2 separate regions of the Homo sapiens genome follow, and region 2 is linked to region 1. The links are chromatin loops, found by intact Hi-C in ENCODE. Cell type or tissue: natural killer cell. All regions are shown on one strand. Each heading gives the region's core, and the rest is flanking DNA. Links, peaks and the distances in the headings are about the cores only. Region 1 overlaps ARHGAP10 (Rho GTPase activating protein 10). Region 2 overlaps ARHGAP10 (Rho GTPase activating protein 10).

The links. Peaks named below come from ENCODE experiments on the same cell type or tissue, not always from the same donor. Only the 100,000 strongest peaks of a DNase experiment are listed, where the experiment ranks them.
Region 2: it touches region 1 in a loop (2.9-fold over the local background); 1 of 110 quality-filtered maps calls a loop at or near these places.

Annotation. Positions count from the first base shown.
Region 1 is chr4:147,940,445-147,945,823 of GRCh38, reverse strand. All of the region lies in intron 14 of ARHGAP10 (Rho GTPase activating protein 10), which reads right to left. Among named protein-coding and RNA genes, the nearest start is that of MIR4799, 160 kb to the right of the region's middle. In natural killer cell, for the core only: no CTCF peak of the experiment used is centred there; DNase peaks (open chromatin) are centred at 2,263 and 2,563; H3K4me3 peaks cover 718 bases; H3K27ac peaks cover 2,100 bases.
Region 2 is chr4:147,797,026-147,802,404 of GRCh38, reverse strand. The region is part of intron 1 of ARHGAP10 (Rho GTPase activating protein 10); the gene reads right to left. Among named protein-coding and RNA genes, the nearest start is that of MIR4799, 17 kb to the right of the region's middle. RefSeq lists an enhancer at 1,937-2,236. In natural killer cell, for the core only: no CTCF peak of the experiment used is centred there; a DNase peak (open chromatin) is centred at 2,294; H3K27ac peaks cover 535 bases.

The DNA of each region.
Region 1 (5,379 bases), core at 213-5,212:
GTGTCCGCATGTCTAATTTTTCCTGGTGATGACACAAAAACACGGATTTAGCTGAACCAAGGAGCAAAAAAATCCTGCATCATCATGACACAGAAAACCGAGGGTGGCACCATGAATGGCCAAATGACTATCAGAATGGCAACAAACTGGTGAAAGGATGATAAACTTGGTCTCAGATTTTCAGGATTTCTGTTCATTAGACTATCTTTCTGAAATTAACATATGATCAACCAAAACAGAAAATAACTACACAGAGACTTAAAAAGTCATTTACAGTTAACCTTTCACATTAACACTATAATATAGTCATCCGGGAAATATTTATTGGAAGCCTCTGTTCAACACTCTAGACATTCATTCTAACTTAAACTAGTTTTCTTTATCCAAATAGCGTGTAATTATGTGTTTCTTACAAACATCCTTTCAAATGGTAAGTCAGTTAATAGGGCTGCTTCTTTATAAAGTAAAAGAAGAAAATTCAAAACGGCTAGTAAGTTCTAAAGAAAAGGTATATGGCACCAGGAAAAAAAAAAGGAGATGGGAGAGTTAGTAAATTGTGGAATGGAAAGTGTCAATTCTGGTAGAAATAAAATGAAAGGATGGCAGGAAAGGCAAACCCCTAAGGAGTATGATGGCTTCTTTGACTCTTAGAACTCTGGGCTGGTACACTCAGCTGTGGCATGGCGGCAGGGAGGAATGCAGCATGGGTATCACAAAGCTGGGCTTACACGCTTCTAACAACCTGGCCCAGCCATACCACCACAAGCGAGTTGCAAACCTATCTGAACTTCAGATCTTCATCTGCACAATGGAGATAATGTAAATGCTCTCACAGAACGATTGAGAGCATCAAGGCAAATGAAGAACGTATACAGATTTCCATAAATAATTAAACGTAGCAGGTTATTGCCACTGCTGAGTCACTGAAAAGTATAAGCAAGCAGTGATGGTACCTACCCAAAGGGAGGAGGCAGGAAATGGGTTACGACGAATGATATTGAGCCATCAATATCAATTTGCCTGGTTTTCTACACACCTACTATGCAAAGGAGAAAGTAAGAGGTTCATGGAAAAGACTATTTCTCCCTCACTCCACGATGATGTCTTAACTAAGACCAAAAAAAACCTCGTTGTTTCAGGGTTTTTTCCCTCCCTTATACTGTATTTGTCTTCATAGAGAAGGCAACATCTTGTTAGCATTTCCTTTTTAAAAACACTAAAAAGAAAAACCTGTCAAAATGGTACCACCACATTAAGTCGTGCATGCTACTTAAAAAGTTTTAGGCTTGGGATGATGAAGGGTGGATGACAACTCAATGTTGGGCTGAAACTTTCTGAAGATAAAGTAAAACAGGAAGTGATGGTTATTTCACAGGCATAGCATCATACATATGAGGTCAATTACTCAAAGGTCTGAAGACTTTTAAAGCACTTCAACATTTCTTGATTACAGCAACTGACAGCAATATGCAATAAACTACAACAATGGCAATTGACACTGATTACATTTTGATCAGTTCCTACAATTCTGAACTCATTTGTTACTGAGCTTGTCAGACAAGCCACAGATACATTCAAGAAATCAAATTAAGCCCCCTGATTAAAGGTGCAATCCTTTATAACTAGGACTAAATAATTCTGTTCTAAAGACTTTGCCAACCAATTACTTCAGTAACTGAATATTCTCTCTCTCATTAAATCAATTATTTAAATCTCGTTTTAACATACAAGTCAGATAACATTTTCAATCAACTTGCTACCAGCAAACCACCTTTTTAAAATCCAAGAGGCTTCTAAAGGAAATCTTTTATTTCCAGCTTTCTACCAAATTATGATTCCGTATTTTGAGAATCATATTCTGTCTATGGAAAAATAAGCCATCATTCTAAATTCATGGAATAAAAAGCAGCTGTCACATCAGAAGCAAATGACTACACAGTGTCTATGTTACTAATTCTCTCTTAAATTTTCACTGTTTTCAAATAGCTCAATCATCCCTAGCAGTCCTTTAGAATCAGTGAATGCACTGGGACTAGGCAGAATTTAATAATTATTTGGGATTCAAATGTGAAAATACATTTGGAGGGTTCATTCAGAATACATGTTCTACCATAAGAAAGATAAAAACAATTTGCTTCCTTTCTGACCAAGGAAGGACACTTTATGGGTTTGTTAAAAATCTAAACTAACAAGCACAGATAAAAAGAGTTGACTTTTTATTTGGGTGAATGTTTCACGCTTACGTAACCACTGGTCATTTTTTTGAAACTGAAAATCTGCAGTCCAACCTAAATGCAAAGTGCAATTTTATGCAGCTGCTAGCACCCTACTCAACACTGACTTAGGTCCAATTTTAAAGTACTTGAAAAAGCACAGTGAATGGATGAATTTTGAAAATATGTTTTATACTTTTCAGCTACGTTAGTTCACTTTTTTCCCCAATCTATGCAACAAAGCTGTCCTACAAAGGAAACAAGGTAATGGTTTTCAAGTAAAACTCTTCTCATTTCTTGTTTTCTGTGGTTTTATGTGTGAAAATAAGGTCATCCAGCCCTTCTTGCAAATCAGATTTAGAATTAACCACTGAGCTCACCAGACCACACAAACTACTACCACATTTTCTCACAATTTCCTCTTCTTCCACTCTGATGTTTTAAACTAAAGTAGGGAAGAAGGAAGAATGTATAACAATTCTACCTCGTATCAGTTCTAATCTACCATGAACTATTGTAATTGATATTTTACATTCTCACTCCATTTACTAAAAAACCATGACTCACCTAAAGACAACTCATCTGATATTTCTCCCTGCCTTTCCAAACTGTGCTAAGTTTCTACTTTACAAAAACAATAACAACTTCTACCAAATCTGTGCGCCCTGTCTTAGAGGCTGCAAAGGGGAAGAAAAAGGCAGGCATCTGCTTATATGGGCATGTTCTTTCAGCAGCTTAAGAAGCTTGGTCCAGGGAAAGGCTTAGAGGCTGCTGGAAATCCAGCGGATAGCTGCCTTAGGCTCCCAGAGGGGAAGACAACTAAGAATACCCTCTCATCACCGGATGGAGGAAGGCAGCTGCCTGCTCCTTTACCTGGCCTCGAGGAGAATAACTGCCTCTCTATTTAGACAGTTTTCTATGGTCAATGTCATTGCTATTTCATGCCAGCTGGGAATTAGGGGAGAAGGAAAGAAGGGGGAGAGAATAAAGAGGATAAGGAGGGAACAAAGGGGCAGGAGAAGGAGGACGGAGAGAAGGATAGTGGAAAGAAACATTTTGCTATTTTAATATGAAATATGAAGGGAAAAAACATACCAGAAAAAAGAGACAAGTGAAAAAACATGCAAGAGATTAAGCATATACCCTTTTAGAAATCATTATAAACTTTTACATGAGTATTTAAATAAGACTTAAAACACTTTAACAAACAATACAAAGTACTTTGTGTAAAAATGGCAATAAAAAATTCTAAAGTAAATAATTAGCTCTCAAGAACTACAGAGAATTGGATAAATGGCAGCTCTCCTCAAAAAATAGTACATGGCTTGGGACTGTTTCTCAAATACTTAAAAATTAAATTATTTCCCATTTCTACAAAGACAATGCATTACAAACAAAATGTTCCTTGAAAAAATTCAAATTTGAAATAAACCTATTACCTGCAGGAATAATAATAAACACTAATTGCTTTAAAAAAGCAAAGTTAAAAACTTGGCAGACCCACACAATTTTTTCCTCTTCAGGATATACATGTAACCCTCTAACAATGAGCAAAATGGGAAAAGTTGGAGAAAAAAATGCCCCTAAGATTATGTAGACATGACTATTCAAAACTCTAAAACCCTTTTTTTGGAAGAGGCGTTAAATTATTTCCATTTGAACACTCAATCAGTGTTCAATATGAAGGGAAAAAACACACCAGAAAAAAGAGACAAGTCCACTCCATCAGAATAAAAGGAAAGAAATAAGGAAACATTTAAGTGATTAGGAAATAGCAAATAAATATATTTTGTCAAGGGCTAAGGTTTGTATTGGTAGCATAAGGTAATAAGAAAATGGTATTAATGCTAATGAAAATCCAAAGTTTTTGACTGATAATCTTAAATTCACACTAGGAATTATTTATAGATTACTCAAAACAAATGTATATTGTGTAACCCTCTTAAATGAATGGCTTAATGAGGAGGTAACAAGTCAGTATCTGTCTCACATCAATTCTCTAACTTTCCTCTGATTGCAGAATGGTATTACTGAAAACATAAGCATTTCCCTTGCCAGCAATATGTGTGAGGTTGTGTCACACTCATGTCCTGGGCTTCTCTACTCTGAGGCCCATGAAAAGTAAAAACAGTTTTCCAGGTCACGAATTTTTTGAGGGTTTAGATATTTAAAAACACCTTGTAAGTTAAGGACTGGCTTGGGACATTTCCCATGAGCAGAGCAAACTACCACGCTGAGTTTAGCAATGCTGTACACGTAGAATTTTATGAGATGACCAACAAATTTTGAGACAGCTTAGCACTTCAAGGTGACCACAGAAAAACCCTTGTTCAAACTTTCCTTGAACAGGAACAAGATGATAATAAAAATAATGCCAGGTCCTTAGGACCAATTTACCAGCAAAATGTGCCTTTCAGTCCACATTTCCCATTCTGTTATCAATATACTCTTCCAGTTCTAATCATCATAACACCATCTTGGAAATGAAAGAAGTGATTCCAATTTTAAAATTAAGTAAAAGCAGATGCTGTACTCCCATTAAATTCTTCCAGCTGCTACTGAACCACTGGCAACCTGAGTCTATTTAATTTGGAGACCACTATTGGTAAAAAGGAAAATCTGACTGCCAAAATTGCACACCCAAGTTAAACCAGAGAGGCAGAAAATGAAAACAGCTTATGGAAGTGAATGTATTCTAATAAGGCTCTCCAACTGATGACGGGCAATTTCTCCTGTGGTTAATAGCTTATAAAAGATTGTTGCTTATTAAATCCTTAATTCAAATATAGGCAAACAAGCAATCCTATCTGTAGCATGGCAGTTGATTTTATTCAACTTGGCTCATGCTTCCTAAAAATGACTCTTTGCTGTAATGTTTTAAGATGCAGACAGGTTGGAATGCATTCACAGCACACCTGAGGGCATTGTTAATATTGATTAATTAAAGTAAGGTATCAAATAAATTAATATGTAGCAAGATCATAATGACAGATTGGTTTGATACACAGGCCCTCTAGCCTGATGAGTTATCATCACTCTTCAAGAGGCAGCCTGTTTTGGGGTGGGGGAGAAGTGGAGTGTCTTACAGGTGGCAATGAACTGACAGCAGTGTGTAATGTAAAAGCGCTTTGTCATTCACATAATGTCTGGGGTAATGAAATGAATT
Region 2 (5,379 bases), core at 64-5,063, 140 kb after region 1:
ATATTATGCTTTAGAGAAAACAAGTTTGCAAAATCAACCATCATCACACTATCACTTTTTTAAGAAGCTTCACCCTAACTTCTGAACATCTCATTTTAGCCTATGGATCACCTATGTTGGAGTTTTACTATGAGTGATGGGAAAAGTTCTCCAAAACCCAGTATGTTTAATTCCATTCTTCAATACAGGTCAGATATATTTTTCAGCAAGACTATTAAGTAGGGAACAGGAAGGAAAAACAAAAGTAGAAGCAAAAGGAATAAGTCCATATGGAAAGAAGAAAAACAGAGTCAGTCCATCCTCATACGCCCCACTCCTCCGACCTGTCAGTCATCATTACTCAAGCATCATTACTCAAGCGACATTAAACAGGGCCAGTGTTTAGTCCTATTTACTCTGCCTAGTTCTTGCTGTGCCTCAGGGAGAGAAATCAATGCCTCCCATCCCAGACATCCAAAGAGTTTTGGGATGAGTTCAACTCCGGCTCCATTTTCTGTAAAATCCCTGGGGACTTCAAAAAACATTACAAACAACTTAACAGTTAACTTCTGGGTTTCTCCATTTCTCCATCTCTGCAGCAGAGGAAAAAAAGCTTCATGGAGAACTATTTTGAGAGGTATCTGATGTCTGTGGAGTAAACAGCGATGACCTGATGAAAAGTCCCACATAATGCTAAGCTATGAGATTAATTCGCTTGGGTGGTGCCACCAACCTTCATTATATTCTTTACTCTCTTTGAAGTATAATACAAATGGTGATGATAACCAGTGAGAGAACTTTCTTTTGCAAGAAACATTTTATAAGGCCATTCAAATGTTTTATAGTAAAAAACAGACGGTATGTTATTTTACACTTTACAAAAAATGATGAATACTAAAATTGGAACAAACACAGCATGTTATTCACTCTTAATATAATTGAACACTGGATTCTTTTCCTGTATTCTGAGAGGTTTTCCACTTGATATATAAATTATTTTGTGTGTTAACATTATAAAGCCCAGAGCATTACAGCACAGCAATGGTTCTCTTCTCTTTTCTTATAGAGAAGTCTTCAACTTAGTTTGCTACAAAGAAACAAATAGTGGATTCATTAAGAGGAGTCTAACTCTAGTCTGTGTTCTGTAATTAACGACCAATAGAGCCCCAGGACCAGTCATTTAACCTAACTGGTTCTCATGTTTCCTTACCTCCATAAGACCCCTGAGAGATATGTTTTACTGAACGTAGAAAAATAAATGCTAAATTTTGCTGACATTTTTCATTGCTTTTTAAAATTCCAACATCTAAGAATGAATAAGGCTGGGCACGGTGGCTCACGCCTGTTATCTCAGCACTTTCAAATGCAGAGGTGGGCAGATCACTTGAGGCCAGGAGTTCAAGACCAGCCTGGCCAACATGGCGAAACGCTGTCTCTACTAAATATACAAAAATTAGCCAGGCATGGTGTCAGGCACCTGTAGTCCCAGCTACTTGGGAGGCACAAGAATCACTTAATCCCACGAGGCGTGGGTTGCAGTGAGACAAGATTGTGCCACTGCACTCCAGCCTGGGTGACAGAGTAAGACGCTGTGTCAAAAAAGAAAAAGGAAAAAAATAATGAATGACAAGGCACAAGACAGCATAGAAAACTATGTCTCTCTGCTCCTCCCTACTAAGCGCTATAAACCCTGGAAATAGCAGAGGAGATAACCAAAGGAGAACTCTGAAAGATGGTAAGAAGAAAACAAACCAGTTTGTGACCCCAAAAATGGAAGAACAGCTCAGTGAAACAGTATCTTGCATCCCCCTATGCAAAGTGGTCACCCAGACCCACCATTTCCCAACCCATGACATGAGAACAAAAGGCAGCTCAGGTAGGCTCATTCCTATGACCCAGATCAAACACGAGTCCCCCTCACATCAGATAAGTCCTACACCATCCAAAAGAAGGACCAACCTAAAGCCCCACCAACAATAACTAGGGGAGCCTCGACATATGCAATAGGGCAGACACAAGACTCCCCAGCCACAAGTGACCTGGCCCAGGAAGCCTCTCTGGTCACATGGGCCTAAGACGCCCTTCCATTGCACACAGACATGAGGAAAACCGTGGGGCACAGGTAGAGAGATTCCATCTCAACAAGTGTCTGGCTCAAGAGCTCTCTGTCCCCCACAGGAAGGGGGACTATGCCACAGTCAGGAAAGTCCCTCAGTCTCCAGGGTCCTGAGACTACGTTTCCCCCACTGGGAGACACCTAGTAGCCCAGCCTAGGGAAATCCCTTCTGCCTCCACAGCCAGCAATAACAGCAGGGGGAAATGAGACGGCAGCCCTAGCGGCATCTAACCACCAAGCAGACAAACACCACAAAGGCTCTGAAAGTTAAACTGTCATTGGAACCACAGCCCACAAATGTAGGGCAGGACCTGTGTGCTAAGACTAACTGGGTGGCTGCCTGCTAAAACAAAAGATTTAAATGGGATTCAGAACATTCCCACTGCCCGCACCCCCCCAAAAAAAAGATAGGCAAAATGTCCAGAATACAGTCAAAAATCACCCACCATACCAAGAACCAGGAAAATCCCAAGTCAAATTCCCATTTTAGCCAAAAAACTGACCCTAACCCTGAGATAAATCAGATGTTGAAATTATCTGATGAGGATTTTAAAGCAACCCTCTTACAAGTGCTTCAATAATCAATTATAAATTCTGTTGAAACAAATGAGAAACTAGAAAATCTCAGAAGTGAAATTATTTTAAAAACCAAATATAAATTATACAACTGAAAAGTACAGTAACAAAAACTCACTTGATATGCTCAATAGTAGGATGAAAATGACAGGATAAAAAAAATCACTGAACTTGAGGAAAGACAACAGAATTCACTCTATCAGAACAATAGAAAACAGGCTGTGAAAATAAGCAGAGCCTCAGAGACCTGTGGAACAGCAAAACATCCAGCCTTGTATCATTGAGCCCCAAGAGGAAAAAGAGAATAGGGCTAAAAGAATATTCAAAGAAATAATGGCTGAAAACATTCCAAATTTGGTAAAAGACATAAACAGATTTAAGAAGCTGAGCAAATTTATGATCAGAATAAACAAAGAGAGGCCATCCCAGCATTAGGAAGGCCAAAGCAGGCAGATCACTTGAGGTCAGGAGTTTGTGACCAGCCTGGCAAACATGGCAAAACCCCATCCCGTCTCTACTAAAAATACAAAAATTAGCCAGGCATACTGATGCATGCCTGTAGTCCCAGCTACTCAGGAGACTGAGGCAGGAGAATCGCTTGAACCCGGGAGGCAGAGGTTGCAGTGAGCCGACATCACACCAATGCATTCCAGCCTGGGTGACAGAGTGAGACTCCATCTCGAAGAGAAAAAAAAAAGGACAAAAAGAAATTCAGGCCAAGGCTAGGATCAATGGTAAACATCAATAACTAGTCTTCTGAAAACTAAAGACAAAGAAAAAAATCTGCTTGAAAGCAGGCTGTGAGAAATGATACATGATCTGTAAGGAACACCAATTCGAACAATGGATTTCCCATCTGAAACCATGGAGACTAAAGGAAGTAGCACATTTTTCAAGCGTGGGGGGGTAAAAAGTCTATATATATATATATATATATATATATATATATATAGAGAGAGAGAGAGAGAGAGAGAGAGAGAGAGAGAGAGAGAGAGAGAGAGAGAGAGAGTGTCTCAAACTCCTGACCTCACGTAATGCACCACCTTGGCCTCCCAAAGTGCTGGGATTACAGGCGTGAGCCACTGCACCCAGCCAAGGCTAATCTTTTGTATTTTTAGTAGAGACGGGGTTTCATCATGTTGGCCAGGCTGGTCACAAACTCCTGGACTCAAGTGATCCACCCACCTAGGCTGCCCAAAGTCATCATGTTGGCCAGGCTGGTCACAAACTCCTGGACTCAAGTGATCCACCCACCTAGGCTGCCCAAAGTGCAGGGATTATAGGCATGAGCCACCACACCTGGCCAAAATTATATTTTTTAACACAGAAGATTCAAAATTGTCTATAAGATGACCTCTAACTTCAGAGTTTATAATCTAAGGAGGGATGAAACATATAAAACAAAAATACAAATAATAATAGCAGGTGTTGTATAAGTAACACAGCCAGAGACAACGAAGATGGTTCAGAGGCAGGTACCGATATTTTGGGCTGCCATGATCAGAGAAAATTTCAAAGAAGGTCACAACAAACGGTCCACACACTACATTTAAATAAAGCTACTGAAAGAATGTATCCCTTACGAAAAAAAAAAAAGTAAAAGCAAAACTGAAGAGATGTAAAAGCAAAAAGTATGTTTACAGGAGAGTACAGGGAGGAACTATTCATCTGCCACTTAAGAAACACCTGAACAGGGGACAAAGAAGCATCAGTCACAATTCTTGGTCCTCGATCTAATCAGAAATGCAGAGGAAAATGTAAGAGACAGATGAAATGGGGAAACAGGACAAAGAGGAGAGGGATGGGATGAGATGGCATGGGATGGGTTGGGGTGGGATGAGCTAGATGAGATGGGATGCCACTAAAAAAGATTGACTGTACAGACCCTCAGGGAACATAGCAGAGGGCACAATTAACTCTTTCTGGGAAAGGCAGAGAAGGTTTCGCAGGGTTAAGACTGGATCTCAAAACATCAGACCGAAGTGACAAATAAAAAATGGGGAGGGGGCCGGGCGTGTTGGCTGGCCAGGCGCAACGGCTCATGCTTGTAATCCCAGCACTCTGGGAGGCTGAGGCGGGCAGATCACGAGGTCAAGAGATCGAGATCATCCTGGCCAACATGGTGAAACCCCGTCTCTACTAAAAATACAAAATTTAGCTGGGTGTGGTGGTGCGCACCTGTAGTCCCAGCTACTCCAGAGGCTGAGGCAGGAGAATCACTTGAACCTGGGAGGCGGAGGCTGCAGTGAGCAGAAATAGTGCCACTGCACTCCAGCCTACTTCATCTCCAAAAAAACAAAAACAAAACAAAACAAAACAAAGTGGGGAGGGTACGTTGGACCATGAGAAAAACAAACAACTCCAGACATGCACACAGTAAAATGGTGGCAGTGGAAGGGTGAGGAACATAGAAGGCATGCTGGGGTCAGTGTAAAGACCTGGCTAAGAGGTTGGATCTTCATCTGGAGGGTAATAAGGAGTCATGGAAGAATTTTAAACACAGAAGTGATACCAAAAGAAAAAAAAAATTGAATAACTTTGAGGACATTGAATAGAATTAAATGAAAGGAAAAGGCCACTAGAGGAGAGAAAACCAGTTACAGGCTATTCAGTTCCTTTTGATTTAACAACTTTGAACCCCATGATATGCCATGCTCCAGGCCGGATGCTTCAAACACAAAGATTATTTCCATCACTGTCCTTCCAAA